Linked DNA regions of Homo sapiens: region 2 is linked to region 1. A link is an interaction called in ENCODE POLR2A ChIA-PET data of the cell type or tissue named here. Cell type or tissue: endothelial cell of umbilical vein. All regions are shown on one strand. Links, peaks and the distances in the headings refer to the core of each region. The heading gives the core; the rest is flanking DNA. Region 1 overlaps MAP4K3 (mitogen-activated protein kinase kinase kinase kinase 3). Region 2 holds the start of LOC124905994 (a long non-coding RNA gene).

Evidence for each region. ChIA-PET counts read pairs that join two places held together with the same protein. Peaks named below come from ENCODE experiments on the same cell type or tissue, not always from the same donor. Only the 100,000 strongest peaks of a DNase experiment are listed, where the experiment ranks them.
Region 2: POLR2A ChIA-PET joins it to region 1 with 10 read pairs; 2 of 35 experiments call an interaction of 5 or more read pairs at or near these places.

Annotation. Positions count from the first base shown.
Region 1 is chr2:39,262,384-39,277,989 of GRCh38, reverse strand. It overlaps MAP4K3 (mitogen-activated protein kinase kinase kinase kinase 3), which reads left to right. Exons shown (of 34, transcript NM_003618.4): 25 at 5,448-5,508; 26 at 5,590-5,707; 27 at 10,743-10,801; 28 at 12,684-12,787. Among named protein-coding and RNA genes, the nearest start is that of CDKL4, 26 kb to the right of the region's middle. In endothelial cell of umbilical vein, for the core only: no CTCF peak of the experiment used is centred there; no DNase peak of the experiment used is centred there.
Region 2 is chr2:39,722,614-39,738,219 of GRCh38, reverse strand. THUMPD2 (THUMP domain 2 tRNA and snRNA guanosine methyltransferase) reads left to right here. Exons shown (of 10, transcript NM_025264.5): 10 at 1,161-2,159. The coding sequence ends at 1,485. LOC124905994 (a long non-coding RNA gene) reads right to left here and starts at 1,225. Exons shown (of 3, transcript XR_007086294.1): 1 at 1,142-1,225. It also overlaps a transcript of TMEM178A not described here. In endothelial cell of umbilical vein, for the core only: CTCF peaks have their summits at 7,314 (motif pointing right) and 9,174; a DNase peak (open chromatin) is centred at 7,299.

The sequences.
Region 1 (15,606 bases), core at 5,016-13,015:
TTTTTAGTAGAGATAGGGTTTCACCATGTTGCCCATGCTGGTCTGGAACTCCTGGCCTCAAGTGCTGGGATTATAGATATGAGCCACCCCACCCCAGCGTCTTTTATTCTTAAAATCCTCATGACGCCGAGCATGGTGGCTCACGCCTGTAATCCCAGCACTTTGTGAGGCCAAGGCAGGCAGATCACCTGAGGTCAGGAGTTCGAGACCAGCCTGGCCAACATGGTGAAACCCTGTCTCTACTAAAAAATATAAAAATTAGCTGGGCATGGTGGCCTGTGCCTATAATCCCAACTGCTTCGAAGGCTGAGACAGGAGAGTCACTTGAACCCGGGAGGAGGAGGTTACAGTGAGCCGAGATTACGCCATTGCACTCCAGCCTGGGCAACAAAAGTGAAACTCCACCTCAAAAAAAAAACCTTCTGGAGCATGTTCTAATTACCAGATACTGAAGACAGGTTAACAGGACTAGTCCATACCCTTGAGAAGCTCATGATCTAATAGGGAAAACAGGTGTATAAACCAGTAACTACAGCACTCAGGATTAGATGTCATATTAGGAATGAGTATAAGATATTGGCCACAGAGGTGGATGTCACCAGCACCTCCTGTGGGGAGATGAGTAGAGGCATTTGAGATGGACCTTAAATTATGATGAATAGAAGTTTGTCACACAGACAGGATAAGCATGATGGCATAGAGATGTGAAATAGCATGGCAAGTTTGGGAACAATGACTGGGCATTTGACTGGAGTACAGAATGGTAACAATAGATGGAGCTGGGTAGGCAGGCAGAAGCCAAACACCAGAGCTTGGTGTACTATGCTGATGGAACAGACCTGTGTTTTAGAAATATCTGTTTGCAGTACGGTGAGAGATGAGACTAGAAACCATGGTCAAATGGTAAAAGAGTGTTAATTCAGGGCAAAGGTAGAGAACAGAGGGGAAAAGATATTTTTCAAAAACAGTTTTATCGAGATATAATTCACATATCATACAGTTCACCCACTTAAAGGGTACAATTCAGTGGCTTTTAGTACGTTCACAGCGTTGTGCAGCCATTACACCATCAGTTTTAGGACATTTTTATCATCTCCAAAAGAACCTCCGTAATCATTAGTGGTCATTCCCCATTTCTCTCCTCCTCTCCCCCAGTATGGGGATGTTTTTGAGTGTCACAATGAGTGGGGGGAGCTTTTATCATTTAGTACCCACGAGTCAGGAACATAAAACAACCTACAAACTGATAATAATGGTGATGCTATTAATAGCTAATACTTACATAAAGCTTACTATGTGTCCACGCAGTGTTTTTAAATGCTTGACATATATTATTTAGTCTTCATGAAATCTCTCACAGGTAGACACCATTGATAATCTCACTTCACGGATGAGAAAACTAAAGCACCGAAAGGATTAGTAACTTGCCAAAGACTCCATAGCTATTCAGTGGCTGGACTGCGATATGAACCTAGGCAAGCTAGCTCCAGATTCCATGTGCTTAACTACTTCACCATATTCTCTCTACCGATTGTATAGTTCCTGTAGAGAAATGCTGGACCTAGAGAAAGATCAGAGATCTAGAATTGACCGAATTGAATGACCGTTTCAACATGGAGGTTGAAGAGAGGTCTAGGTTAACTTTAGGTTTTCCACTTGAGTGACTGGGTGCCTGACAGTAACAGAAAGATGGAGTATAGTATACTGAAGGATGTGTTGATTTGAAGAGAATGGTAATGCTTTCAATTTGGTCATACTGAGTTTGGGGTGCCTTCGGGATGTGTGACTAATTCTTTTATCAATATAAATCGATTACAAGGCCGGCCGTGGTGGCTCATGCCTGTAATCCCAGCACTTTGGGAGGCCGAGGTGGGTGGTCACCTGAGGTCAGGAGTTCGACACCAGCCTAACAAATAAGGTGAAACCCCGTCCCTATTAAAAATACAAAAATTAGCCAAGCATGGTCATGTGCAGCTGTAGTCCCAGCTACTCAGGAGGCTGAGACAGGAGAATCACTTAAACCCGGGAGGCGGAGGTTGCAGTGAGCCGAGATCACGCCACTGCACTCCAGCCTGGGCAACGGAGTGAGACTCCATCTCAAAACAAAATAAAAATAAAAATAAATTGATTACAAATAAAATGGAAAGAAAAATATATAAGTAATGATTTATTCATGACTAAACAGTTTCATCTTCATTTTTTAAATCAAATTTTCTAGCAAGATCCTAAACTGTATGATATACTGTAAATCTTTTAATCTGGAAATGGTGTACAGTGAAATGGCTGAAAAGTGCCTAAGAACAGGGAAAGGGAGGAAAAGGATCTTGTAATTATAATAATTAGTAAATAATTCAAAGGTGGTCATATTTTTATTGGGTATAATGAGATATCCAAAAATAATATTGGTAACAATATTAATTGTAAGGAATAAGGCCAGCTTTATGCATAGGTGGAGTAAGCATTTATCAACCTAATTTGAAGAACTCTTTTGTTGTTGTTGTTATTTTTGAGACAGGGTTTCATTCTGTCACCCAGGCTGGAGGGCAGTGGCGTGAACACAGCTCACTGCAGCCTTGACCTCCTGGGCTCAAGTGACCCACCTCAGCGTTCTCAGTAGCTGGGACTACAGCCACATGCCACAATGCCCAGCTAATTTTTTGATATTTTGTAGAGACTGGGATTTCACTTTGTTGCCCAGGCTGGTCTCAAACTTCTGGGCTCCAGCAGTCCTTCTGCCTTACCCACCCAGTGCTGGGATTACAGGTGTGAGTCACCAGGCCTGGCCAGGACTCTTGAGAGAAGGCACCCATCAACCACACCTAGCCCCAGTCTGCAATAACTTCCCTTCTTAGTTGCTTTAGCATTTGAATTACATTACTAGAGTAATTTTTTTTGAAACATTGCCCTTCAAAGGAAACATTTTTCCCTCCTAGAGGGAGCCTATAAGAGTAAAGAATTAGTATATGTGGAGCCTGAATTTTTCATCTTACTGTGAAATTGATGATTAGGTTGATTTTCTCTAGACTTTATAGGAAACAGGGTGGCGTGAGCCTACTAAATAGGGGAAGATTCTGAAAAGTGAGAAGATGACACTAATCAGGGTCCTGATTTAAAGTTTTTTATCTGCTTTTATTATTTATAGCTAACATTTATTCAGTACTCAGCACTCTTCTAAGTGCTTTACAAGGAGTATCTTGTTTAATTACTATTCAGCTCTATGAGATACAGGTATTCTGTTTTACAGATAAGAACACTGAGACAGAGATTCAGTAAATTACCCAAGATCACACAATCATTGATAAAACAGATATATGAGTCTAGGCAGAATATAGAAGCTACCCTTCTTAACTGTTATATTCTTATTTATTAAACTGATCATTTCACCTAGAACCTAACTCACTAAAGGAAGAAAGCATTGAAAATCTAGTAAAGCTTTAGATTTGTAAAAGTTGTTAAAAATGAAAATTCAGGGTCAGGCGCGATGGCTCATGCCTGTAATCCCTGCACTTTGGGAGGCCGAGGTGAGTGGATCATGAGGTCAGGAGATCGAGACCATCCTGGCTAACACGGTGAAACCCCGTCTCTACTAAAAATACAAAAAAAAAATTAGCCGGGCGTGGTGGCGGGCGCCTGTAGTCCCAGCTACTCGGGAGGCTGAGGCAGGAGAAGGGCGTGAACCTGGGAGGCGGAGCTTGCAGTGAGCGGAGATCGCGCCACTGCACTCCAGCCTGGGCAACACAGCGAGACTCCATCTCAAAAAAAAAAAAAGAGAGAGAAAGAAAATTCAAAATGAAATCCAGTACTTTTTAAATAAAACTATACATAAATACCTTTTCATTGTCCCTATGTTGAAAATATGAAAGGAATTTGTGTCTTGTCTTGCTACTTTATATATGTTTATATTAAATAAGCAAACCTACTTACATTTGGAAGTATATAATTTTATAGTAAACCATCGATGTAGTATCAGATACTTTTTTAGTGGATATGTGTATGAAAACCCAGTTCAACACTGAATTAAATAAAAATCTGTATCTTGCTACTTTGATAACACGTACTGATATGTGGTCTGGAATAAGTCATTGCCCCTTCTCTACCTGATTTTTTCAGTATAGCCAATGAAGTCCCAATTTTGTTGTGAATTTTTTGTGAAAAGCAGAAAGTAGGAAATGGATGTTGATAACTTCTCTATTTGAGGCACAGGTATAGGCACATTTTACAAATTAAAAAACTGTATTGGCAATGCCACATTTTAGTTGTTTGGAGAAATTGGTTATTTTATGTAAGTACATTTTCCCAGTAAATGAAATAAAATTTTTATTAAAATGTTACTTTGTTTCTCCTCCCTTTTATTATTACCTTTTCTCTTTTAGTTATTCAGTCCCATTATTATGGCTGTGTTTCCATAAAGTAATGTCCTTAGAGGCCTTGATGTGTTTCATCATTCACCCCTGGGTCCTCTCTATTCCATTCTCTCATCTCAATTAGTTTTGGAGTAACTTAGTTGTAGGAATTGCCAGAGCAAACCCAGCAACAAAGGTTGTTAAATCAGGATGTCTAATTATGTACATCAGTGGCTCTCAAACTTCAGTCTGCCTCAGAATTACTTGGAGGCCTAGTTAAACCATAGATTCCTGGGTCCTCCTTCAGAACTTCTTGCTTCAGTAGATCTGGGGTGAGGTCCAAGAATTTACATTTCTACCATGTGCCCAGGTGTTGTTGAAGCTGCTGGTCCAAGGACCATTTAAAAACCACTGATACGCATAACGAAATGTCTTAATGAGAGTATTTTTTTTTAAATATATAGATTGTGTTCCATGAAATTCCTTTTTCTTTGCTCTAAGTTGTGACCACTTTCAGGCTTCCAGAGATGCCTCTCAGTTCTTATGGTACTAAATTTTAGTAATAAATTTCATATATATATATATCTGCTTTGTGATTTATGAGTTTTCATCATCTTCTATCTCAGCCTTTTTTTTCCCTCCATACCTAGTGTTTCTGTATCCTGTGTTCCACTACACCATGATGCTTTTTCCTGTATCATACACCCTAGAATGCATATTGTGCCTAGATACGTCTATTTTGGGAGGAGTAGAGAGGAGAATCTTATTCAACCCCAGAACCAAAATAAAGGAATAGATGTTGTTTGAAAATGTTGTTATTCCCTGCATAGTTTGGGGTTACATAGCCCTTAATCATAAGGGAGACTTGAGCTGATCATATCGTGTTTAGGCTAAAATTTAGCCTAATTTATTTTTTCTCTCACATAAATATGTATGTATATATATCATCTTGGTTTGAATCCTTGATAAAGTTAATTTATGTTAAAAATAATTTACTTTTAAAGAACTGACCTGTAGATAAGACAGCTTACGTGATTACTGTGTACAGATTTACATTGCCATTATGTATTATTCTTTGTAAACTTTGTGCCTTTTTTTAATCAGCTATTCCCTCGAAGGTGTACATGGTTGTATGTAATGAACAATTGCTTGCTATCAATATCTGGTAAGTATATTAGTTTTTAAATACCTTACAATTGTTACTATTTATTATTAGCTTTTATGTCATATCTGTTTTTCTTTATAGGTAAAGCTTCTCAGCTTTATTCCCATAATTTACCAGGGCTTTTTGATTATGCAAGACAAATGCAAAAGTTACCTGTTGCTATTCCAGCACACAAACTCCCTGACAGAATACTGCCAAGGTAAGGGTACATCCTTAGAGGCAATATGATATTAACAGTTCATTCTCATAAATATTTATGTTACAGAAAGTGAAAGAGCACTCAGTTTGGGTTAATAAAAATCATGATGAAAAAATAATAAGTAATATACATTAACAAGTGCTTAGTGATCACACTCTTGTTCTAAAATTTTTCTACTTTGTACTTTCAAATTATATCAGACATTTTCTCTCTGAATTTTTTATTCTTTTTCTGCAAGTTTAAAACTAGTTTTTTTCTTGTACTTTGCCATAATTTTACATTGCATTTAGTGCCTTTGCTTTTGACATATGTGTTAACTTTATAAAATTTTTCTCAAAGTTTCTATACCTAGAAAATCAAAATGATTTATTGAAAAGTGTTTTTGCAACCTGGCATGGTGGCTCACGCCTGTAATCCCAATACTTTGAGAGGCTGAGGCAGGAAAATGGCTTGAGGCTAGGAGTTCAAGACCAGCCTGAGCAACATAGCAAGACCTCATCTCTACAAAAAATATTTTTTAAAAAGTAGCCAGGCATGGTGGCTCGAGCCTGTGGTTCCAGCTACTCAGGAGGCTGAAGTGGGAGGATCAGTGGAGCCCTGGAGGTTGAGACTGCAGTGAGCTATGATCATGCCACTACACTCCAGCCTGGCTAACAAGGCAAGACCGTGTCTCAGTGTTTTGCATTAGAAGATAATTAGTTTGAAGTTGAGTGGTTTTGCCTTTCTAGTTTCAGTAATTTGTTATTATGCTCTGTTCTTTCGTTATTTAATATAATATTGGACCTCTTTATTGACTGAAAGATTTTCTAGCTCTGGTATAAATTGTATTTTACAAAAACTTTATAATATGCCTATTCTTTTTTATAATATTTGTTGTAAAGCAACTAACATAAAACCTTAATTTTCGAGTACCTTGAGAATCTGCTGTTCTCAATAGAGACCTTTTTAGCTTATTTGCTTTTAGCTGTGTTCGTTTCTTCCAGATTTTACTGAATACACCAAATGTGTATGAAATGTCCCATGTATAAATGAGACAAAATTGAATAAGATATAGTCTCTTCCTTTAAGGAGTTTCCATATGGTATGATTTTACCTACGCTGAATATAGGTACTTATTGTACCATATTATAATTCATTTTTAATAAAGCATAAGCTTTGGAATTCAAGTAAAGTTGAATTTAAATCCTGGATCATTGACTTACTAGATATGGGACCTTGGATAAATTATACAACCTTTCCCCATGTGTTCAGCTCTAAGGGTATTTCACCTCCAGGTTATTATTTCAGGAATTTTATTATAGTCAATCTTTAGTTTTTTTAATAGTAACAGCCACAAATATGTCCTTCCCACTTTCTTCAGTTTCATTATCTAGTAATTACTGTAAAATCTTTTAATTCTCTCACTTATTGGCAGGAAACCTAAAAACCCTTTTAGCATCATAATATTTTATATATGTGCATTCATACCATTTCTTCTGCCATACAGTGAGCACAACTTAAACCTCTACTGAGTGTCTTATTCTTAATCTGATGATAAAGAGCCTCATGGTTCTCATTCTGAAGATAGGTACTCATTGTACCATATTGTAATCCATTTTTAGTAAAGCATAAGCTTTGGAATTCAAGTACAGTTGTATCATTTACTTACTAGGTATGGGACCTTGGGTAAATTATACAGCCTCTCCACGTATATTCAGCTGTAACTGGAACCTATATACTCATCTGGCAGAGTTGTTTTGAAAATGATAAATCGTGTATGTAAAGTACCTACCACAGCACCTAGTAAGCTCTCAAGAAATAGACCTTTTGTCATCATTATTGGGCATGATAAATTGAACTCTGCCTTGTAGTGTACTCTAAAATATCCTATGTTAAATACATTCAGACAGTTAATTTAGAATTCCAGTTAATTGGGTGCTGGTAAAATAAGTTGTATTGTGTTTCATAAAATCATGACTAAAATTAAGGCAAGTCTATAGATCACTATAGAACATTAACTAAATTTTTGAAACATTTCAGTGTACTGCCCACAACTCTTATTTTGAAAAGTTTTTGAAATCCTTAATTCACAGCCATACTTAATAGTTGATTTCTGTTTGTGTAGTAGTCATCCCTATGGTCTTTCAGAACTTGGCAGTTAATCCTCCTGGGTTTTGACTAGTTCAGTGTTTTAACCCCTAAGTTAGCTTTGGGAGCTAGGACACAAGTTCACAAGTGTGGACAGGAACATTAAACTTTCTGCCAGCCGAAATCTGTCAGGAGCTTGGTTCAGATTTTTTTTAACTCTAAAAAGCGCTTTGGTTCAAAGCAGATTCGTTAAGAGTGTGGGGAGTTTTTGTTTTGTTTTATTTTAAGCTGCATTAAACTCCAATGTATATGAAAGGGGCATTTTTATAATTGTAAGTTATAATGTAAAACTTTTCCTAATGTAAAGTTAGTCAAGGGTACAATGAGGTGTTTTAACCAGAAAATCGTAATCAGAATATTCTAGATTGCCATTGTAGTCGTTCAGTGTTTCAACATCTGAATAAATTCTGTGTCATTGTTTAGCTGTCACAGTGTGAAAAACGTTTTGATTCACAAAGACAAGTACTTAAAAAGAGGTAACAGTTTTTGACAGCTTACCTTGCACACTCTGAATAATGTTCATTTAAATTGATACAGCCTGTAGTTCCAGCTACCTGGGAGGCTGAGGCAGGAGAATTGCCTGAACCCAAGAGGCAGAGGTTGCGGTGACCCAAGATTGAGCCACTGCACTCCATCCTGGGCAACAGAGTGAGACCCTGTCTCCAAAAAAAAAAAAAAAAAAAAAGACCTGAGCAAAAATCTAAGCTTCAGATTTCTATGCTGTAACCTACCTCTTTATTGGAGGGACTGAATGACACAGATGTCTAAAATGCATGGCACATAGTAAGGACTCAGTAAATGAAGCTAAAATTATAGCTTTTCATAAATAGGTCAATATATAAAATGTATTAAGGGTTAAAATTACAGTACTACGATATTATATTTTTTAATATTATATTTATGCTTATCATTCAGTTGCCAATTGTGTGGTTACAAGAACATCCATCAGGAAAATTGTTCTGAGCTTGTTTGGAATTGCACTGAACATCACACATGTGCTGTACAATTTTATATAAAATTGTACAACTCTAAAAAAAAAAAAAGACTTGTACAGAGCACTGGCATCTATCTAATCTTTGGCAAATTTACACATTTAAGTTTAAGTGGCTCATGCCTGTAATCCCAGCACTTAAGGAGGCTGCACTTTTGGCAGATTACTTGAGCCTCAGGAATTTGAGACCAGCCTGGGCAACATGGTGAAATCTGTCTCTTTCTTCTAAAAATTATTTTTTTAAAAAAAAGAGTTTAGATGTTTGTAGAAGTCAGGCACGGTGGATCAATTGAGGTCAGGAGTTCGAGACCAACCTGGCCAACATGTCGAAACCCCGTCTCTACTAAAAGTACAAAAATTAGTTGGGTGTGGTGGCTGATGCCTGTAATCACAGCTATTTGAGAAGCTGAGGCAGGAGAATCACTTGAACCTGGGAGGCAGAGGTTGCAGTGAACTGAGGTCAAGCCACTGCACTCCAGCCTGGGCGACAGAGCGAGACTCCGTCTCAAAAAAAAAAAAAAAAAAAAAAATAGAAAAAATCTTTAGCCGGGCACAGTGGCTCACACCTGTAATCCCAGCACTTTGGGAGTCCGAGGCGGACGGATCACCTGAGCTCAGGAGTCCGAGACCAGCTTGGGCAAAGTGGCACAACCCCGTCTCTACTAAAAATACAAAAATTAGCTGAGCATGATGGCAGGCACCTGTAGTCCCAGCTATTTGGCATTCTGAGACAGGAGGATTGCTTGAACCTGGGAGGCGGAGGTTGCAGTGAGCCAAGATCACACCCTTGCACTCCAGCCTGGGCGACAGAGCGAGACCTTGTCCAAAAAATAAAATAAAATTTAATAATAAAAAGTATGTACAGAAATGGGTTTAATTTGAGGTTTTTACAATTTGATGCACCAACAACCTTTATTATATTACATTTTAAAAGACATTTGAGTGTATGTGTAGTTTTTAAATTGTAGTTTTTAAAAAAATTCAGAATTGATTTTTATCTATTAAATTCGAGTCAGATGTTTGCAAAACACCTATAGCACCTTTGCAGAACATCTGTATCCCACTTTTCCTGAGTAGAGAAACAAAGATTTCTAAAAAAGAAATTCTTCACAAATTTTTATAATAAGACAGCTTTTTACAGTACATGTAAATGTATTACATGTACTAAAAATAGCTCTCTCCAGTTTTTGGCTTTTCATTTTCTCAATGATATCTTTTGGTAAACCAAAGTTACTAATTCAGTAATTGACTGCCACCTGTAGTTTGAGGTGCTAAGGTTGAATCAGTGGGGGCAAAAAAGCCAATTAAAATGTAACAGCATTTTCCTGTATGATTTGTTGTTTTTGTATTTCTTAAATCCCAAGGTCATATATTTCTATAGACTTCTATAGTTTGTTTTCATATTTAAACCCTTAACCCATTTGGAACTGATTGGGGGCCATGAGAAGGGGATCCAATTTATTTAATTTTTTTTTTTTTTTTTTTGGAGACCGAGTTTTGCTCTTCTGTTGTTGCCCAGGCTGGAGTGCAATGGTGTGCTCTCGGCTCACCACATCCTCCACCTCCTGGGTTCAAGCGATTCTCCTGCCTCAGCCTCCTGAGTAGCTGGGATTACAGGCATACACCACCATGCCTGGCTAATTTTTTTGTATTTTTAGTAGAGACGGGGTTTTATTATGTTGGCCAGGCTGGTCTCGAAGTCTTGACCTTGTGATCCGCCCACCTCGGCCTCCCAAAGTGCTGGGATTACAGGCAACGTGCCATGGCACCCGGCCTTTTTATTCTAATTTTAATAGATGAGCTAGTATGTCAGCACCAGTTTTGAACTCATCCTTTGTGCACTGATCTATAACAGTAGCTTTTTCATATACTAAGTTTGCCTACATATATTACGTACTCACTTTTATTTACATTTAGGAAATTTTCTGTATCAGCAAAAATCCCTGAAACCAAATGGTGCCAGAAGTGTTGTGTTGGTAAGTAAACTGTCCAATAGCATATAGCTCTCTGAGACTCCTCCTAAAATCTGGCATAAAACAGTACTACCCCAGGGCATTCTGCCAGCAATACTTTATTTTTCCTGCTTAAGTAGAACAAATTTCTTGGCTGTTTCATCTCTGTGTAGACTAAGCCTAATACATAGTACCTTGCAAATAATTTATTTGCAAATAAATGTTTATTAGCAAATAAATTATTTGCTAAACAAATAATTTATTGCCTAGGTAAATGGAGAAAGTTGTATGACTTTTTTTTTTTTACCACATTTTATCACACCCTGTTTTCCAAGGGTCCTGTTACGTACCATTCACCATTCTGCTTAGCAATGGCTTGTGAGATGGCATTTATTCCTTCAGCATGTATTTTTATGTTCACCTTCCTCTCACCTAAATTCCTCCCCCACCCCAATAACAATTAGTTGTTCTATTTGCATGTAGCCAGAGCAAAAAATGATTTCTTTCCCTTAAGTTACTATTATTATAAAAGGGACGATAAACACATGAGTCATTATACCACAAGTATAGTGTGGAAAGGACTCTAAACATAGGCTCACTGAAGAAGGTGGCATTTGGGCCAGGCCTCAAAATAAGGCAGATTCAGATTTGAACTGAATAGATGGAGAGTCATTTCAAACAGAAGAAATGACATAACATGTGGAGGCAAAAAAAAAATCATAAAGGTTACATAATAAATGCTGACTATTCGCTTAGCTGGATACAGATGATAGAAAGGAGAGTGGCAGATGAGTGTGAGCCATTGGCCTTGTGTGAGCATGTACTTATTACTGTGCAACAAGTAAGGAAGGAAGTCTTGTGCTAGAGCAGTAGCAGTGCAAATAGCAGGGAAGGAGTATCTGGGTGTGAAGGGAAAAGATGTCAGAGATGACTGAGGCCTCAAACCCAAAAGACTGGCAGAAGGGCAAGTGTTAACAGGAAGCGAGAACAGCTGGTTTAGAGCAAAAGAGGATGACAAGGTTGGGTTTAGACATGGTGGTTGAGTCTCTGTTAGAACTGCAGCAAATTTACTTGACTCTACCTGAGGACAAAGGGGCAGGTTTTTAGGAAAAGTTAATTATAGGAAAGAATTTCCTATATAGACTTCTCTGTTTTCTTTGGCGGGACAGTTTTGCTGTTCTCCTCCTCTGCCATTTAAATATTTCAAATCTATTTGAAGTGTGTGAACTTTACTGCTGTTCCCCTTTTCACAGTTCAGTTTTTTTATCTTTATTCCAAATATATTTACTTCACATATATTTACTTTACTTCTTCTGGTTTATAACCAGAAGAAAATTTCAAAATCTGAGGTAATTCAATTTTATTATTTGTAAACCAGTATTTTAAGGTTCGATTAATATCTGTGATGTTTTCTAGTGACCATAAGAATTGAATCAAAAGGGGGAAGATAGACAAGTGTTTTATTTTCAGAAACAAAACATTATTGCCTCTGAACATTACCACCAAAAGCACCTTGTGAACCACCCGAATGTGTTGTATCTTAGGAGTCTGACAACTTCTTCCCAAATTTACTTTGACCCTTTTATCAGAATGTTGCCACCTCAGGTAATTTTCCTACCATCATAAGACGAAAAGTCCTTCCTCTTACCCCACAGCCTCATTATAACCAGCAGTTTCATTTGTGCATACAAATAAAAATCCTGCAAGTTAAGAGGGCATTTCCTGCTATTACCTGAAACAGTATTTTTTTCACCCAGCCCTCTAATTAAGAAACTGAACTGGCAACCAGCTTTTGATTTTGTTTTATGTTTAGTTTGTTTAGTTTTGTTTGTTTTTTTGAGCATGCAATTATTGTCATAATGACTTTGTTTTATAAGAGAACTCATTTATATTTTTGCTTTGACAGTAAGAAATCCTTACACGGGCCATAAATACCTATGTGGAGCACTTCAGACTAGCATTGTTCTATTAGAATGGGTTGAACCAATGCAGAAATTTATGTTAATTAAGGTAAGCATAAAAGTCAGACTATCTTATTCTTACTATAAAAGCTTGTCAACCTTACTGTTCTTTAAAGAAACATTTTTTTCAGTTAATTTTCAAGTTAATTTAGTGATTTTAGATAATGTGGCAGGGTTGTAAAAATCTGCCCAGTTGTAAGCAACTTAATTGGCCTAGTAAAAGTTTTATAAGAGACTAGAGAAATAATGCAAGGGTATGGCGGTGGGGAGCTGGAAATAGTGTCTCACATACAGAGCCTGATGGCAGAAACAGGAAGTACTAAAAGATCAGTGAAATATTTTGAATACACTCTCTGGTTGACCTCCATCACAGCTGAAAACAACATACAGGTTGCAGTTTGGCCTAGGAGAACTAGGGGTAACCATAATGACAGGGAAACAAGTTGTTTTTAGTTATATACCCACCCATTAATTTACCTAGGCCTTTCCACAGATTTTTTTTATAGAATCATTTAATTAATGAATAATTTTTAAAATATTTACTGTTACTCATCTGTAACTTACATTTAAGGAAAAACTAACTTTTAAAATGTGTGAAGTACAGGCTCAGTTAATTACATCAAGGAAATACCAAATGAATTTTAAAAGTCATTTTCCATGCTATTATATATGGACTGAGTGGTCTTATTTCATGTGCATTTGATCTCAGTAGAAATTAGAGTCGGAATATAGCTGGAGTGGGGTTCTTCCTAAATTTTATAGTATTAAGATGTTTAAAGTATTGACTCCCTGTTGTTTAAAATCCTGTAAGTGACTAAGAAATCTAGTTTTCGTTTTCATATCAGTTTTACCCTCGAGATTCACTAGGGCTAAACAGATGAAAATATAGTTTCAAGAATTTGAAACCTATTGAAGTATTAATTTCACAGGTAAATGCACTGAAACAAAAATTATTTAAACTGAAAGCTCAGGGGAAAATAGCCTTATAAGTTGTCTAAAGCAGAACTACTGAATACAGCCCATTTATGGCAAACATTGTTTTGTTCTCAGCTCCTCTTTATTCTTGTTTATTTGACAAAAGAATGCTCTATCCAAGATGGAATGGTAAAGTCTACACAGTTTGATTTTTCATCAACCTCTTCCTTTCCTATCTTTTTCCTTTCTTTCTTCAGGCTATTTTAAATATGTCCCTCCTATTATTTTCATTCCTAACCTCTATCAAAATGAAAATGTTTCATCATATCAGTTATTCTTGTATACTGATATACTGATTAACCTGGTATGAATGAATTTTATGTGTTATCTAATATGGTAAACCATTTATGCTAATATATAATGAAAGATGCTTTTCTCTGTTAGAGGAATTGTCCATGTCAAGAGCATGCAGGAGGGAATATATACTTTGAAGACATAGGACGCTTAAAAATTACCCATCCATGGCTTCTCTTTTCCGGGTAGATGGTACCAGGGTGCTTGGCCTGGCTCTAATGAGGCCTCTTACCAGCATTCTGAGATAGTGAACCTGTAGTACAATACTACTTGCAGGTCTCCCTCAAGATTTTAATCACTCTTCTCCCTTTTCTTAAACTCTCTGAGCTATAATGTTTGCCTGCCTTCCTTAATCTTAACCTAGCTTTCCTTTCCGTGTCTCTCTGCGTCAAGACTTCTATATGGGCCGGGCGCGGTGGCTCACGCTTGTAATCCCAGCACTTTGGGAGGCCGAGGCGGGCGGATCACGAGGTCAGGAGATCGAGACCATCCTGGCTAACACGGTGAAACCCCGTCTCTACTAAAAATACAAAAAAAAAAAAAATAGCCGGGCGTGATGGTGGGCGCCTGTAGTCCCAGCTACTCGGGAGGCTGAGGCAGGAGAATGGCCTGAACCCGGGAGGCGGAGCTTGCAGTGAGCCGAGATTGCGCCACTGCACTCCCGCCTGGGCCACAGAGCGAGACTCCGTCTCAAAAAAAAAAAAAAAAAACTTCTATATGTATATTTTGTCTCCATATTTAACATTATTTCTATCAGTATTTATGATGTTTCTATACTATAACCCTTAATCAGATGTATTCAAAAACATTGTTACGCTTTCTATATTCTTGTTTCCTCCTAATGACATTTCTGACAGTTTTTGCATCATTAGACTGCTTTTATTTTTTTTTGAGATGGAGTCTGGTTCTGTTGGCCAGGCTGGAGTGCAGTGGCATGATCTCAGCTCACTGCACCCTCAGCCTCCCAGGATCAAGCAGTTCTCTGCCTCAGCCTCCCGAGTAGCTGGGATTACAGACACCCAGCTAATTTTTGTATTTTTAGTAGAGATGGGGTTTCACCATCTTGGCTAGGCTGGTCTCGAACTCCTGACCTCAGGTGATCCACCCGCGTCATACTCCCAAAGTGCTGGGATTACAGGTTTGAGCCACCGCACCCAGCCTGGACTGCATTTTCATTATAAATAAAAGTTAAAAATTAAAGATCTCTCCAGCAAACATGATGTACCTATTGCAGGCAAGGCACCGTGTTATTTACTAGAGAGACAAAAATACATTAGATACAATTGCTGCCCTCGAGGACAATAGCAACTGGATTTAAAACTATTAGACATGAATCCCCTTCTGTTAATGACTTATACAAATTGCTTAGTTATTATTGGAAGCAATGTAGAAGTAATCAAAATCTGTTGTGTTTTTTTTTAAAGCGTTGTTTCTGTGTTTAAACTGTAAAAGTTTAAAGATGCGTCTTTAATCAGAAGCATTGGTTTTTTTTCTGCTTCGTTGCTCTTTATTTCAAAGAGAATTATTTAAGTTGCTGTACCTTATTAAAAATGACAGATTTTATCAAAAGCATGTGCCCCAAGGTAATGGGAAAGCTCC
Region 2 (15,606 bases), core at 2,558-10,557, 460 kb before region 1:
GACATAACTGTTGTCCAGATTTTCTCTGAGGATGTCTACTTCATGGGTCTTCTCCTCCGTCACTTTTTAAATGTGAAATCTCTGCTCCCTGTCCCATTTTCTCTTCTCAACCTGTACTGCCACCCCAGGTGATCCCATCCACCATTATGGCTTTAGCTACCATTTACTGTATCTTTACCTCAAGGCCTGGTCTTTTCCATTACTCCAGGCTGTGTATCCAGCTCTCTGGTGGAATCCGCACTTATGTGTTCCTTAGGTACATCAGCACGTTCCAAGCTGAACTCCTTACTCCCCTCCTCCCTCCACTTCCCACCCGCTGTGACTCACCCACCCACTGAGCTGCTTTCAGAGCTGCCTCCTCTCCACTTCCTCCCGTCTTTGCTGCTTTTTCTGCTTCCAGCACCCTCCCTTGCTGCAGCCGCTTGCCGTCGCTTTGCCTGGCTCATTCCCACTTGTCTTTTAACTCATAGCACAGGTATCTTCCTCTGGGAAATTCTCTCCTCTGTCCCATGCTCGGGTTTGGGACCCACCTCATGTTCCCAAGCCCCTCATGCTTGCCTTGATTATAGCATTTTCACACCCTTTACTCGCCTCTCTCTCCCAAAGAGATGTTCAGTGATCTCTTGGCAACTTACAGGGCTATGTCACGGGACACAGGCAAGTGTTTTCATGACTTTTTCCACATAAGTGCTACATAGACTTTGATAATTGAGTAAATGCATTCTCCTCAAGAAGCTGACATTTCAAGATCTGCCCTTCTTTTTCTGATTTTTCCTTCGCCATTTCTTTGTTCGTGTCCTAACTCTTTCCTGTTAACTTTCTTCTGCTGTCAGGCTACTGCTTTTAATACATGCAGTCTTTAGGATTCTGTCATTTGCCTTTTCCTTTATACAATCATTTATTAGACCGTGACTACAAATTACTTTGAGGCTTGCCTTTTGAGTAAAAATAGATAATTAAAGCAGATTTGTACTAGGGATTTCATAATTACTATAATGAATATACATTATAGAAGATACTACCTAATTATCAAAAATCCTTATATTTAAATGGATAAAATTAAATTTCAAATTAAAAACATGAACCATTTTAAATGAAGTGGGATTGTTTGTTGTCTAGAAAGGAGAAAGATAGCAATTACCATTTTTTTTTTGTCACAGAGTGCTTCATGTTGGCGGAACCATTGTATTGTTGCTTAGTGAAGATCACCACAGGCGCCTTACAGATTGTAAAGAGAGCAACATCCCTTTCAATTCCAAGGACAGTCACACAGATGAACCTGGAATTAAAAAGTGCTTGAATCCTGAAGAAAAAACTGGTGCATTCAAGACAGCGTCAACTTCATTCGAAGCCAGTAACCACAAATTCTTAGACAGAATGTCACCATTTGGCTCCTTGGTACCAGTGGAATGCTACAAAGTTAGCCTTGGAAAGACAGATGCGTTCATATGTAAATATAAGAAGTCGCACTCTTCTGGACTGTAGCAGGCTTGCTGCCATCAGCCGGGTTCAGGCCCTTGTAAGTTAGCTGTACAGCAGAAGTTTGCTGTCTCTAGGATTCATATAGCACCCACAGAGCTCCAAGTAACCAAATTCCCCCAAAGACAGGAGGTGTGGCTGATGGGTACACATGCTTGGTAAGAGTTTCTGCTTTATATTCTAAAGTACTTAATGTTTTTGAGAAAAAAGTTATCGAATATTTTTTAGACTTAAGTTTTATCTTCTGTCAGAATGTGAAAAGTTCTGCCCAGTTTCTGAGCAAAAACTTCAATTTCAAAATAAAGGTTTTCAGGGGTTCACTTAAGTGTATCACAATCAACACCAGACGGGATATTTTAACTATCAGATTTTCGGAAATGTAAAAACCTTTATGTGTAACTTCTTTTGATATTAAACTTGATTTTTGAGCCTGTAATTTTCTTCTCCATTGGAATGAAAATAATTTGTATTTGCAATACATTTTATATGTTTATTATGTAAACCAACAGTGAGAATAATAACTGAATTAAGCCAGTATCCTTCAAAACATGATGGAAAATGAAATTTGCTTTTTTTCTAAAAGCATTCATACACTGTCACCTCGCCCTTATTTATATAGAAAGTCAGTTTGTTGCTTATGTTCACTACCTGAGAAAAAGAAACAGTAAGTTTGAGGAGAATATATGCTCTGGTTTAATGTTTTTCAATAGTGTGATACAATTGTTCAACTTATTGGCAGCTTTAGTGGTATTTGAACAACTTTGCTATGTTTGGGTAATTTTCCACCCTGTGAATCAGCTCCCCAAAGCAGAAGTCATAAAATCTGTTTTCCAGCCAGGGTGTGGAAACCTGGGCCCCTGGTATCAGGTCCACCCATGTGCAAGCTATGGCATTTGTGCCCAGTGGCAACACAAAGCGATCTTCACCAGAACATTCCTCTCCTGAGGTTTCAGCACTGCTCTTGGCTACGTAGCCACCGCTAAGCTTCTCTCTCTGGCCTTCCTAGGAAATTCTAAGAGCCACCTACTAATCTTGAATACATTTCATTTTTGCTAAAACTAAGTAAATGTGGTTGTGTTGTTAACAGCTGGGACTCTGATAATGGAGACTGATACTCTGAGGGGTTTCAAGCAAGAGGCCCCCAGTAATGTGAATTCGTTACTCGGTATCTGGCCTACTTGGGTTAAAGGCAGTGAGAATACAGCTAGTGTTATAGAAAGTGTATGGCATGTGATGGTGAAGCAGTTCATAATGCCTGTGCTTACCTGATGCTCTGGGAAACACCAAAAACCTGAGGAATACGAGCCCTATGAGGCGGGCTATCTGCTTTTGGTAGAACTTGACAACTCAAAGAAAAAGCAAGATTTCTGTAGTCCTTATTCCTTGGGTTAAAGCAGGGGTCTCAGCCAGCGGCAATTTTTGGTCCTCAGAAGACATATGGCAATGTCTGCAGACATTTTTGATTACCACAACTTGAAGGAGGAGAGAGATACTCCTGGCATATAGTGGATACTGCGGATAAAGGATGAGAGATTAGGTTAACAAGGTAATGGGTGGCAGGTAGAGGTGGTATATTAGATGAGATGGGGCCTTGAAGACTATTTTAAGGGCTTTAGCTTTTACTCAAAACCACTGAAAGAGTTTTGAATAGGTGATGTCACCTAACATATGTTTTAGGATACTGTAGCTGCTATATTGCAAATTGATTGTAGGAAGAGAAGGGTGAAAGTAAAGAGATCAGCTGGGAGTTTTTTGCAATGATTCAGGCAAAAGAAAATGGTAGCTTGCCCCAGGGTGGTAACAGTCGTGTTGGTAGGAGGCACATGGATTCTGGATGTATTTCGAAAGTAGAACCAGAAGGATGTACTGATGTGTTAGATGTGAGGTATGATAAATGGAGAGGAGACAGGAATGACTGAAGACTTTTAGCCAAGAACTTGGAACAGTAGAGTTTTCATCAACTAAGAGAGGAAAGGCTGCAGAGGCTGCAGGTTTGGTGAGAAATATCAGAAATTCTGTTTTGGACTTGCTAGTCTAGACACTCTAATTTAGACTAGTCTAGACAGTCTAAACTAGCAGATCTTGTTTAGACTTGCTTGCTAGACAGTTTTAGACTTGCTAATTTTGAAATATGCATTAAACAAAGTGGAGATGTTGATTAGGCAATTGAATATGTGAGTCTGCACTTTAAGAAAAAGGTCTGCTCTGGAGATACATTATGGGAATTTTCAGTATTTAGGTGGCATGAAACTGGATGGGATCACCAAAGGATTGGGAATAGGAGAATAAGACCAGGGCTGAGCCCTGAATTCCTCCCATACTGAGAGGTTGGCAGGAGAAGAGGAAACTCCAAAGAAAACTGAGATGGAACAACCAGTGAAATAGAAAGAAAACCTAGTGTGGTTGCCTGGAAGACATGAATAAAGGGTATAGAGGAGGAGTATTTAACCCTATAAATGCTGCTAACTGACCAAGTAAGATAACTGGAAATTGACCATTGGCTTTAGCAGTGAGGGAGTCATTCATGACCTTGACCATGGGGCTTTTGGTGGAATGGAAGGGGAGCAAAACCAGACTGCAGTGAGCTTAAGAAAAAATAGGAAAAGAGCTGGAGATAGTGAGCATAGACAGTTCTTACAACTAGTTTTGCAGAACAGGTGAGCAAAGAAATAGGAGTAGTAGATTGGTAAAGAGTGTGAAAGCAAGAGAAAGATTTGTTGGGAGAAGTAGCAGCTTTTTTTTTATGTTAAAGAGAATTCCAGGAAAGACGAAAAGATGATGAAATAGGAAAAAAGGGCTAAGTGCTAGAGCGACGTCCTTGAATAAGGGGATAAAATGCAGTCCACAATTGGAGGAATTAGCTTTAGACAGGAGCATGATAATTTGTTCACGATTACGGGTAGGAAGACAGCATACAGACATTTCAGCTATAGTATGATAAATATGCTCCTAAAAATTTTTTCATTCTCAAATTTATGCACTAAAAATAACAATTTATGAAAAAGAAACATAAATTCTGGTTGGGGAAAACCATTGCAAACATCCAATTTTGCAACCTGAACACTAACAGAAACACCAATCTTAGTGAAAATATTGGCACAGTTAAGACATTATATTCCTAATAAATATGTAAGTAAATAAGGACTTCACCTTTCCAAGAAAAGGGCAATGTCACCTTGATAGACTAGGCATAAAGAAGGGTAAGGAGATGCTGAGTTACACAACAGGCACTGTCTGCCTGGCCAAGGCAGAACCTGCGGCCAAGATGAACCAGAAAAAGCCTGTGATGATGGACGTCATATAAAGAGCCTTATTCCGCACCTTGTTCGTTCAACTCATTCCATTGGCATCCTTCACGTTCAGCTGCTCCTGTCTGGTGACACAAAGCATTAATATGCTAAAAAGAAAAAATCATGTATGAACCAACCCAATTTCCACATGAGAGTGACGTCATCTCCTTACTTAGCAATATTCGATTTAATGCCTATTACAGAAATACGTGTTGTAAGAGAACAGATTATAAGTGGGAGCAGATGCTGGAAGGTGGGCGGATGTGGTGGTGGTAGACTGTGGAAATTCTCTTTCAACTACTTCAACTTTCTCAGTGACAAACCATCCGGTAACTTACCCAGTGTCTGAGTCTATAGCTGGAATAGCTACCCTCAGCAATTGCAGAATACCCATAATGGCTTTCTGATCCATGGAGTAAGGGTATAGATTTTTGGAAGGGCTGATGTCACACTCCTTAGGTTCCCCTTCTTACCGAAATAAACAAAGGCAATACCATATATTTGTAGGAGCTGCAGATGTTAGTGCCAACACTAAGAAAGGCACGGATGTTGATGGAACTCTGTGGCATCTGAAGGCAGCCTACATGAGCTTTGGATTTGCTGCTCTGACTCATTTACTGTTAATTGAGGCCTGGGCTAAGAGATGGCTCTCTACTTGCACCAGCCCTACTGTAAGCAGCTCCCTAATGCCCTTAGAGACCCAGGAGATCTGATGGTGCTCAGAGCAACTGGGGCAGACCTGGAGGGTGTGTGAAGCCTGCAGCAAATCCCAGTAGAGGAAGCACAGCTGCAGCATCTTAGCTTTTGGAGCAAAGCCAAGCTCTCCTATGCAAGTTAATTATTCTCCTTTTGGAAATAACTCTTGACTTGCTATTGGGGCTTGCTTCTGAGGGCTTGACCATGGGACACTAGGTGACCATATGACCTAAGCTGCCCATCTTGAAGTAATGACACGCCAAGCCAAAAGTCGCATGGACCCAACCCAGCAGCACATCCTCATCAGATGGGAGCGGTATATATCAGCATTGAGTTCCACATGGCTGACGGCACTCATGAGCTGCAGGGGCAGTCAGTGCTTTTTCCTCTCAGTGTGCTTCCTGCCACACTCACCCCTCCCTCATAGCCATGGTCTCATGAGGAGTCTCCAGTGAGCAGTTCACCAAGGAGAAAAGAAGTCAAATATGGCTTACAGATGACTCTGCAAGTTTTGCTGGCACCTGTGGGAATTTAATTGCAGCCCCACTCAGGGTGAAAGACAGGAAAGAAAGTGGGGAAGTTCTCCTCCCAGGGAGCAGAACTTGGAGTAGTCCACATTATACACTTTTCCTGGAAGGAGAGATGGCCTGAGAGGCAGATCCTCAACATGTCATCCTCATGAGTATCAGTTTAGATGGATGGTCAGGAACATGAAATAAGGTCTCGGGAAGAGGAATGTGGATGGACATGTTATACTAGACCCCAATATAGGTGAATATTTTTGTCCTATTGGAATGGTCTCAAGAGGCCATACTGTGTAGGAGGTTCTAAATATGTAGTTGGAAGATTGCCTGCCCAGTGCCCTACCCTTTCCCCAGCCATCCTGGTGCTTGCTCAGTGGCCCCATAGACAATGGTTGCAGAGACAGACAGAAACAATGCACTGGCCCAACAAGGACTTCTCGCCAAGATGTGGCCACTGCCACTGCTGACTAATTTCCAGCAGCAGTGACCAACCCTGAGAGACTTAATATAACACTACTGCTGTAGCTTGAGTTTGTCCTCCTGGAAGCTCACATTGAAATTTGATTCCCAACGTGATGGTTTGGGGAAGTTGGACCTAGTAGGGGTATTTGGGTCATGTCGGTAGATATCCCTCATGAATGAATCAATGCCCTCTTGAGGGAGCTAGTTCATTCTCACTCTCCCAGGACTAAATTAGTTACCAGTGATTGGCTGTTGTAAAAGAAGTTCTGCTTCCTAGACATTCTCTTGCTCTCTTTGTACCTACCCACTCACTTTTCTGCTTCTCTGCCATATTTTGAGCCAGCCCATGGCCCTCACCAGAAACTGACCAGATGTGGCACTATGCTTTTGAACTTCTCAGCCCGCAGAATCATGGGCTCAATAAACAACTTTTCTTTATCAACTACCCAGTCTCAAGTATTCTATTATAGCAACACTAAATGGACTAAAACAACTACAAACAGGAGGGGAATTATATTGAAGACCCTCCCCCTTGTGAAGAGGGCAATAATTTGTCCTCACTGGAATAACTATTTACTCTGTATTTGGATTCTTTATGCCAACAACACCTTCCATGAACTTAACAAATTGCCTTATTCACTATCATTCATTTCCATGTAACAGTGCTTCTCACTAAAGAGCTTATTTTACAGGGATGACAGTGAGACAAGAGACTGAGGCTCATGGGATTTCTTGTCTCACCATAAGGCCTTACGGCATGATGGAATGGCTTACTGAACACCCAGTTATTGTGCCAGCAGGAAGATAACTCCTTGAGAAGATGAGATGTCTCCATACAGGATACTCTGTGTGCTATGAACCAACAGCCAATAGATGGTGCTATTTCTCCCATAGTCAGAATAAAGAGCCCAAGAGCTGAAAGTGAGAGTGGTACCTGTTACTATATCACTCCTAATTACGCTATTAAAATGTTTGCATCTTATCACTAGAGTGTCTGGGCTCCCTGGCTTAGAGGTCTCAATGCCTCTTGTTCCAGATGGAAACCTTCAGTGCTGTCTGCTATTGCATAAAAAGTCAAGACATATTCCATACCATCCATTGGTCTCTCCATCTCATGGAAAGATCAGTTACGTTAGAACGAACGACCACACCACCACCACCAATACTGCCACCAGCCTGTGGGTCTCCTTTCTTACAGGGCAACCATGAGAAAGGAGCTTTCACTAGGGGAATGCATAAGCTTCTTGGTGCCAGACAGTCTGGATTTGGTCTGTCAGCTCTTTACAGGAATTGTCTAGAAAGCCAGCTGCCCTGCACGTGGGAAACTTGACGGACCTAGTGATCTTGGGGACACATGATATGTTACAGTCTCCCTGCCAGGGAGAGGCAAGGGGAAAACCACCAGTTGTATGGGAATCTGAGCTTGAATGTAGTCAGCCCCTTTTTCTGAGAAAAGAGGTGCCCCCAAATTCCCAGCTGCTCATTGTCCATTTAATCCACTCTGAGCACCCAGGGTCATTCGTGGAAACCCTCCTCCTTTCAAAATCATTCCCAAGAGAGGATTTCTTCTGTCAGCAAACACAACAAGAAACCATTGAATTAAGAGGTAAGACTGCCACCCAATTATTTTGGGTCCTTGATTCCACTGGACAGAAACACATAAACAGGTTGAATTATGTGGGCTGGAGTGTTTGTTCCTAGTAATCAGAGAGAGGTATGTCTAGAACCCAGTGTTAACCTAGGTTCTTACCAAGACCCGAGATGAGACGAAGGTTTTTTTGGAGATAATTTATTTTGGGAGCTGGGGACTGGAAGGAGTAAAAGAGAAATAGGGAAAAAGGTAATCCAAGGATGCACTGTTGAGCTGATCACCACTGTGAGAAGCTGGGATCTGATCCTGTAGGGCCCCTCTGAAGACCTGTATAGGATGCAACCCAGAATTGTCTGCTTAAGGAGCAAAAGAGGAGAATATCCACCAGCTCCTGTCTCCCATTGGTCAAGAGTAGGATGACTTTCAACTCCCTCCCAATTTAAGACTTCCATCGCATAGTTTAAACCCTAACTTACAGAATATCAGATGGAACTAGAGGAGGAATGGAAGCCACCCAGAAATCATGTTCTTGACATGGATGTGTTACCCTTGTCAGAAGGGGAGAGGATGAGCAGGTTTTTCTGTCAAGTATAATTGCATATTTTACATGCGAATATTGGTTGGTTGGAGGAAGTTTAAATATCAAATTAAGAACAGATATTGATGTTGGGCATCCAAAGGGTACATCAAAGTGGTGAATTATCGTATTTTCCAATGTTTGAGTCCCACCTCTCCAAGGCAGAAACCAGAACACCAGCTTTTCCGACCTATATTATAGGTAGAATGGGGGCCAGACACTGACATATGATAATTGGATTCAGATGTGAGCTATGCGGAGGAACCAGGCACCATGGAATCCACTTTCTGGGGGAGAGGCAGCAGAAGCATCTGGCCTCAGGGGCTAGCTGGGGTAGAGGACAGCATTCAGCGTTCAATATCCATGGTGCAAGCTATGGTGTGGATCCCCGGCAGGGGTGGCAGTGAATCTTTGAAACTACCATCTTGTTGTATGGTTTGGATGGTGTTCCTGGTTGTGTAGTCCCCTAGATTAATTTTCTGGCCCTATTGAGCATTCTAATTTTTTTTTAATGAATTCCTTTTCTGCCGAACAACCTAGAGTTATTCTGTTGATTGCAGCTGGGGGCGCTGTGCCACACACCAAGGTTACTGAAGCACTCTCCTGCCCTGCAGGCTCTGCACATCTCATTCTCAGTGGAGTCCCTCCAAATGTTTTGCATTTTTTCTGTTACCATATTTTCTAGTTGTCTATTTTATCAGTATTTGGCACCCCTCTCCAAAATCATTTTTAATGTTTTGGCCTCCCAAAGATTTTGAATAATACAGTCTTTGTCATCATCTGCCTAAGCCTTACATACATCTTTAGGAGAAAAGAAAAAACGTGTAGGGGTGGACTCTGTGACCAAAATGCAACAAACGATGGGTTAAAAAAAAAAAATTCATTTCTTGACTTGAAGTGAGTGACAGTGATGTAGATCGTAAGAGGTAGCAGTACTAATGATCTCGGTGTACTTTGCAGAATTAAATCATGATTTTAGTCTCTGCTAAAATATCTTTAATATTAAATGCATACAACTATAAAGTTTTTGAAAATTTATGAAAATTTGAGGATGTCAAATAAATGGAGTACTATTTTATAGCATTTTTTCCTCCTCCAGAATAGGGTACAGAGTGTGGCCCAGAAAAGAACAATTAATATTTTTTGAACTAAATTGAACTAGCTCCTGGTAGGAGAGAATAAATAAATGCCTGTAGATCTGAGAACAGTGAATCAAAGGGACACTCGGAAACCATTCAAGAAGCAGACAGCTGTCCAGGGAGACACCGACTTCCTGTGTAACCTAGAAAGCTAAGTCTCAGAGAAATGCAAATCAAAACCACAATGAGATACCATCTCACGCCAGTTAGAATGGCAATCATTAAAAAGTCAGGAAACAGATTCTGGAGAGGATGTGGAGAAATAGGAATGCTTTTACACTGTTGGTGGGAGTGTAAATTGGTTCATCCACTGTGGAAGTCAGTGTGGCGATTCCTGGAGGATCTAGAACTAGAATTACCATTTGACCCAGCAATCCCATTACTGGGTACATACCCAAAGGATTATAAATCATGCTACTATAAAGACACATGCACACATATGTTTATTGTGGCATTATTCACAATAGCAAAGACTTGGAACCAACCCAAATGTCCATCAATGATAGACTGGATTAAGAAAATGTGGCACATATACACCATGGAATACTATGCTGCCATAAAAAAGGATGAGTTCATGTCCTTTGCAGGGACATGGATGAAGCTGGAAACCATCATTCTCAGCAAACTGTCACAGGGACAGAAAACCAAACACCTCATGTTCTCAGAGATGAGAAATGAACAGTTAGATCACTTGGACACAGGGTGGGGAACATCACACACCGGGGCCTGTCGAGGGGTGGGGGGCTGGGGGAGGGATAGCATTAGGAGAATTACCTAATGCAAATGATGAGTTGATGGGTGCAGCAAACCAACATGGCACATGTATACCTACGTAACGAACCTGCACATTGTGCACATGTACCCTAGAACTTAAAGTATAATTAAAAAATAAAAAAGCTAAGTCTCAGGGATTCAAAATAAACTGAGGTTTGAGAAGAAATGCTCACTTAGATATTAAGTAAATGTGTCGGTTCAGAGAGCTATGCAAGAAAGCCCTTGGACTAAAATTAGGTGAGATGCAAAGTCTTAGAGAAATCTTGCTAATTAAGAAATCCAGGTGAGTTTTTTTAGTGCATGTTCATATTTTGCCATAGTGTTAGTAGCCTTTTCAAATCTTGTTATTTATTCATTTGTTCATTTGCTTCTTTATTTACTTAGCTACCAGGCAGTTAGTGAGTACTTGCTCCATGTCAGGTTCTGGGAATGCTCCTTGGTAAACTGGCCCTGCCTGAATGGCTGCTGTGACAGCTATCTGAAAGGGATGTGAGCAGGAGCAAGAGGATACCAGCCAGAAGTCCGGGCTTCTGAGATAGAGGAATATCCTTGACCTTTGGAAATGGAGGGATGAAACCACTCTCTGGAACACCTCGGCAGAGAGAAAAATGAGCTGAGTCGAGGAAAACATTTGAGAGAAAAATTATGGATTGTTGGAAATTTAAAGAAACAACTCAAAACGTGCATGAAGAGCTCAGCTTTTTATCTTAAATTCCATGAATTATGTTCAAGAGAGTCAGGAGATTTGAAGTGTAATTTTGCCATCTGAATGCCACAATCATTTAATATTGTCAGTTTTCATTAAGTTTCTTCAGTGAGAAACTGCCTGCTCGAGATGAAACAAATGACAGCAATTACTCCAGGGCCCTTCCTTACCCACCCCCAACCCTTACACATTATTTCTACCATTTTTTGGTCACCCTGCTAGCTGCCTTTTTGTGACTCTTGCCCTTGGTATCCTACACTTTGTGAGATTGACTTCACCTTGGAAGAATGGGCACATTAACCATATATTTTGCCAGATAGACCTAAACGCCCAGTACTGGCCTCTGGGTATTAACATGGAAACCAAGGACAATTCATTCACTGGGCCAAAGGTATTTTGCCTGTTTTTCTGTAAGCCAGATTTTATCACTCTTATGTTTGAAATCCTCCAATGACTTTCCATCTTACTCAGAATGAAACCCGAAGTCTTGGGTTTTATTGGAAAGGTGTTCAAAGGGTGCTGGATAGCCTGGTTTCCCTCTTACTTCATCTCAACACTCTCACTTTCATTCTACCTTTTGCTGACCCTGCCACATGCAAAGCTTGTTCCCATCCCAGGCCTCTGCACCTGCTATCTACCCTTCCTGGACATTCCTCAGGACACCTGCATTGCTCAGGCTCTCTGTGCAAATGTTTTCTTATCAGAGAGGCCAACGCCAGCTTCCCTAAACTGGCCATCCCCTCACCTTTAGCACTCTATTCTCCTAGCCACCTCATTTTTCGTTCATAGCACATATCACCACCACCTACTGCACAAGCCCTGTTTTATTACTGTCTGTCTCTCTGAGACAGACACAAAGGAAAAAAGAACAAATTATCTTTCCCTGAAGGAAGATTTTTTACTTTTTTCCTTTGTCACCTTACAATGGCAGCTTTTTGAAGGCAGCAGCTTTGATTTATTCACTATGTATTCCCTGCACTTAAATCAGTCTCTGGCACATACTAGGTGCTCTATAGAGATGTGACAAATCAAAGAACACATGAATGAGCAAGTGAACACAACTGGTCATTCATTTGACCACATGTGTCTTTGTTCCACAGTATTGAGATGTCCCTATTTTTGCCGAGGCCCTAGAACCATTTTGCCACGGTGGACCTGCTCCTAAAGTGACACAAAGAGTTTGAGTCTACAATCGTATGTTAGGCCTGAGAACAATAAAAGAAAAGTAACCTTGAGAAATAGAGGCTGTGAGGCAGCAAGTCGGCTTCACAGACCAGGGATCACCATCTTAGTGATGCGTCATTCATTTATTCCCTCATTCCTTCAACACACATTTACTGGCATTTCCTCCACACCCACTGACATCCCAAACAAGTTACTTTTCATGGTCATCTGCCAACCAAGTGAACACAGCCATAAAAGTCCAGAATGCTGAACCAAGTTTCCCCCGCATTGACCAAATCCATGCATTCCATTGTCAAAAGGAAACAAGAACAAATTGTCTTTCCCTGAAGGAAGATTTTTTTCTTCCTTTGTGATATTGGAATGTATGGAATCGTGCAACACAGAACCAGCTCCTCAATCGTTACTAGGTAAAAGCTTGACATTTTCTGACACCTTTCTTGATTATGTAGGCGTATCGCAGACCCACAGGCTAATTGCTTTAAAGAATAATGAAATTGTACTGAATTTCCTCTTAACTCATTGTATTCTTACTCATCTGGCTCCTCAAAGGAACTGGTTTTGTAGGGGTGTTTGGGATAGGGTTCTGAGGGCCACTCACCCGTCCCACCCCGCATGGCTCTACATGGCTGTCCCTCTAGCTCACCCTCGGTCTTTCCTCATCTTCATTTCACTTCTCTTGAAAACCATTCCCCTACTCCTGTGAACACTCTTTAAACTGTTACTTTATTTGGAGAATTCTTTGTTTAAGAACTGGTTCATCCCTTGAGTCAATACTGTATTAATCACATGCGTCATCTCCCCCAGATTACCTTTCACAGTTGGTTTAATTTCAATTCCCAAGTCCAGTTTATTTGAGAAACATGTTGGCATGATAGCGATTTACCATCGTCACCACAGAGTCCTGTAAAGTAGAGGCTGCTCGACATGTTTGCAGGAATATAGATACTTGGACATGCTGACCTCAAAATCTACCTCGCTTTTTTGCTGGGGAGGTGAACCTTCTGCCAGAGACTGGCTGAGAGATCTTGGGTTAATGCTCTGAGTCTCTGTTCCTCTGCTGTCAAAGAGAGATGACCATTATAGTTTCCATATGCCTCCGAGGCTGTCTTGAGGTTTGTTTTGGTTTGGTTATGGGGTGTTTTCTAAGTCACTGCACAGCGACCAGTCTCTCAAAGGGAAAATACGAAATGAAGTACTGTACTTTCCTTGAGATATAATAAAAAAATTTGGAAGGTTTCCTTGTTTTGACTCCACATCAGATGGTTTTATTTTATTGTTAGTGTAACTTAATATGTTATGTTTTTTAAATTAGTTCACATTCAACTTGGATAAAGGAAATAAAAGTTTGTAGAGGTGTTCAAAGTGATTTTCAGGCTTCTTAAATGTGTGGTTATTACCAGCATTCTTGCAGGGCCACACATCAAGACAGTCAGGGAGAAAGGACGGAAATTCATGAGTCTTTGAGTTGCTATCCTACCTCTAACCGTAAGGCTAGATAGCCTCTTTTTTTTTTTTGAAATAATTACTTTCATCTAATAATTTAAAAAATGCCGTCAGGGATGCTGTCACAGGACAAAGTAAGGAGGACATACCCACTTAAATAGAGATCTTTGAGCAGCCCTAGTAACACGGGAATTTCTCATAATGTTCTGTGGGGGAAGTGCCAAGAAGGTAATTAAAATTGCTGTCATACCTTTAGGCTACTGCAAGCTACAGGGTCTCTTGAAGGTCAGTCACGTAAGGAGAGATTCTGTGCTTACAAAAATAGGTCTGGCATTCTTTACAGAATTACAAAGTGCAGTGTGTGCTCTGGCTTAGAAATATAGAAGCTTGCTTAAAAACTATAGAGCAGTAACTTCCAAAGGGACCCTTGGAAAATGCAGGGGAATGTGAACCTATCTAGATGTATAACATGTTGACAGTAGGCTCAGATAGGGTTAGAAATGCACTATGGAAATGCTGCTGGGTCTTGGGTAGTTGACGTGGATGCTGTGCAGGAAGGTGGAAGGATTTTGGAGTGAGCAAGCTGGAAACCAAATCTTGGCTAGTATCTTAGGGAAGGTTACTCAACCTCTGTGAGCCTTGGCTTCTCTACCCATAAAGTAGGGGCAAATAGTAACAAGATATGGTTTATAAAGGACACAGCCTGACACAGTCACTGAGGAGGTACTGAGGCAGTCCCTCACCCAGGGACTCAGTCTCATTAATGCCAAGAAACAGCACTGGAGAAGCTTTTGAGAATCCGAGCTTTCTCTGCCACTTCTTATTTATGTTTAGTACTTACAAGAATGAAGGAGACCTAAAAGTTAACAATAATATGGCTCCACTGCCATCCTCTTAGAATTAATTAAGTGCTTTATTTATTTACTTATATATCTATTTATTTTTTGAGCAACCAACAGAGTCCAGAACTAACAAATGGCAAATCAGGGCTTAGAGGAGAAATGAGAAAACTTCAACAATTTATTCAGGTCTTTAAGTTCATTTTAAACTCTTGTGATTAACAGATTTAAGCAATATGATAAGTGCAATGTGTTTTACCTGTGGGGAATGAATTTGAAGCCCACTGAAGCCACAGCTGAGTGAAGTTCAGTTCAGGCGTGGCTAGGTTTCTAAAGCAAGTATTTATGTGTTCATCACAATCAACCTAACAGGCAAAGCTATGAGGATGGAAATAAAAGGTGTTTTATGATTAAAGAATGAAATGCCCTGAACTGTGATTGCGTTCTGGGAGCAAGTCAAGGGAGCCCAGGCCCTTTGTGTAGGATCCAGCGGAGCCTCCGTGCACCCTTGCTATAGCAAGGTTTCCATGCCCTTTCCAGAATCCCCAGAGGATGCCACTTCACAGTTAGCCAGATATTGAGGGAATTTACCTCTAAGGTCCTGATTTAGAACACTTGCTGATGAACTTGAGGGTACAGTTCATCCATCCTCACACCCACACTCAAGGCAGTGGCCTGGTCAGACTCTGGGCCAACCAGGATAAGCACTTCACTGGGACAATGGTCTGTTCATTAGGAACATCAGCCCTAAGATGTGGGAGTTTATTCTCAGAATTTCTTAGTGAGCTCCAAAAAAGGGAAATGCTTACCTGAAGCAGACCAATAGTCTATCTGCTGTGATTTAAACTGGGGTTGGCCAGTATGTGACATCTGCCTTTCCCATTCATTCACAAACACTACA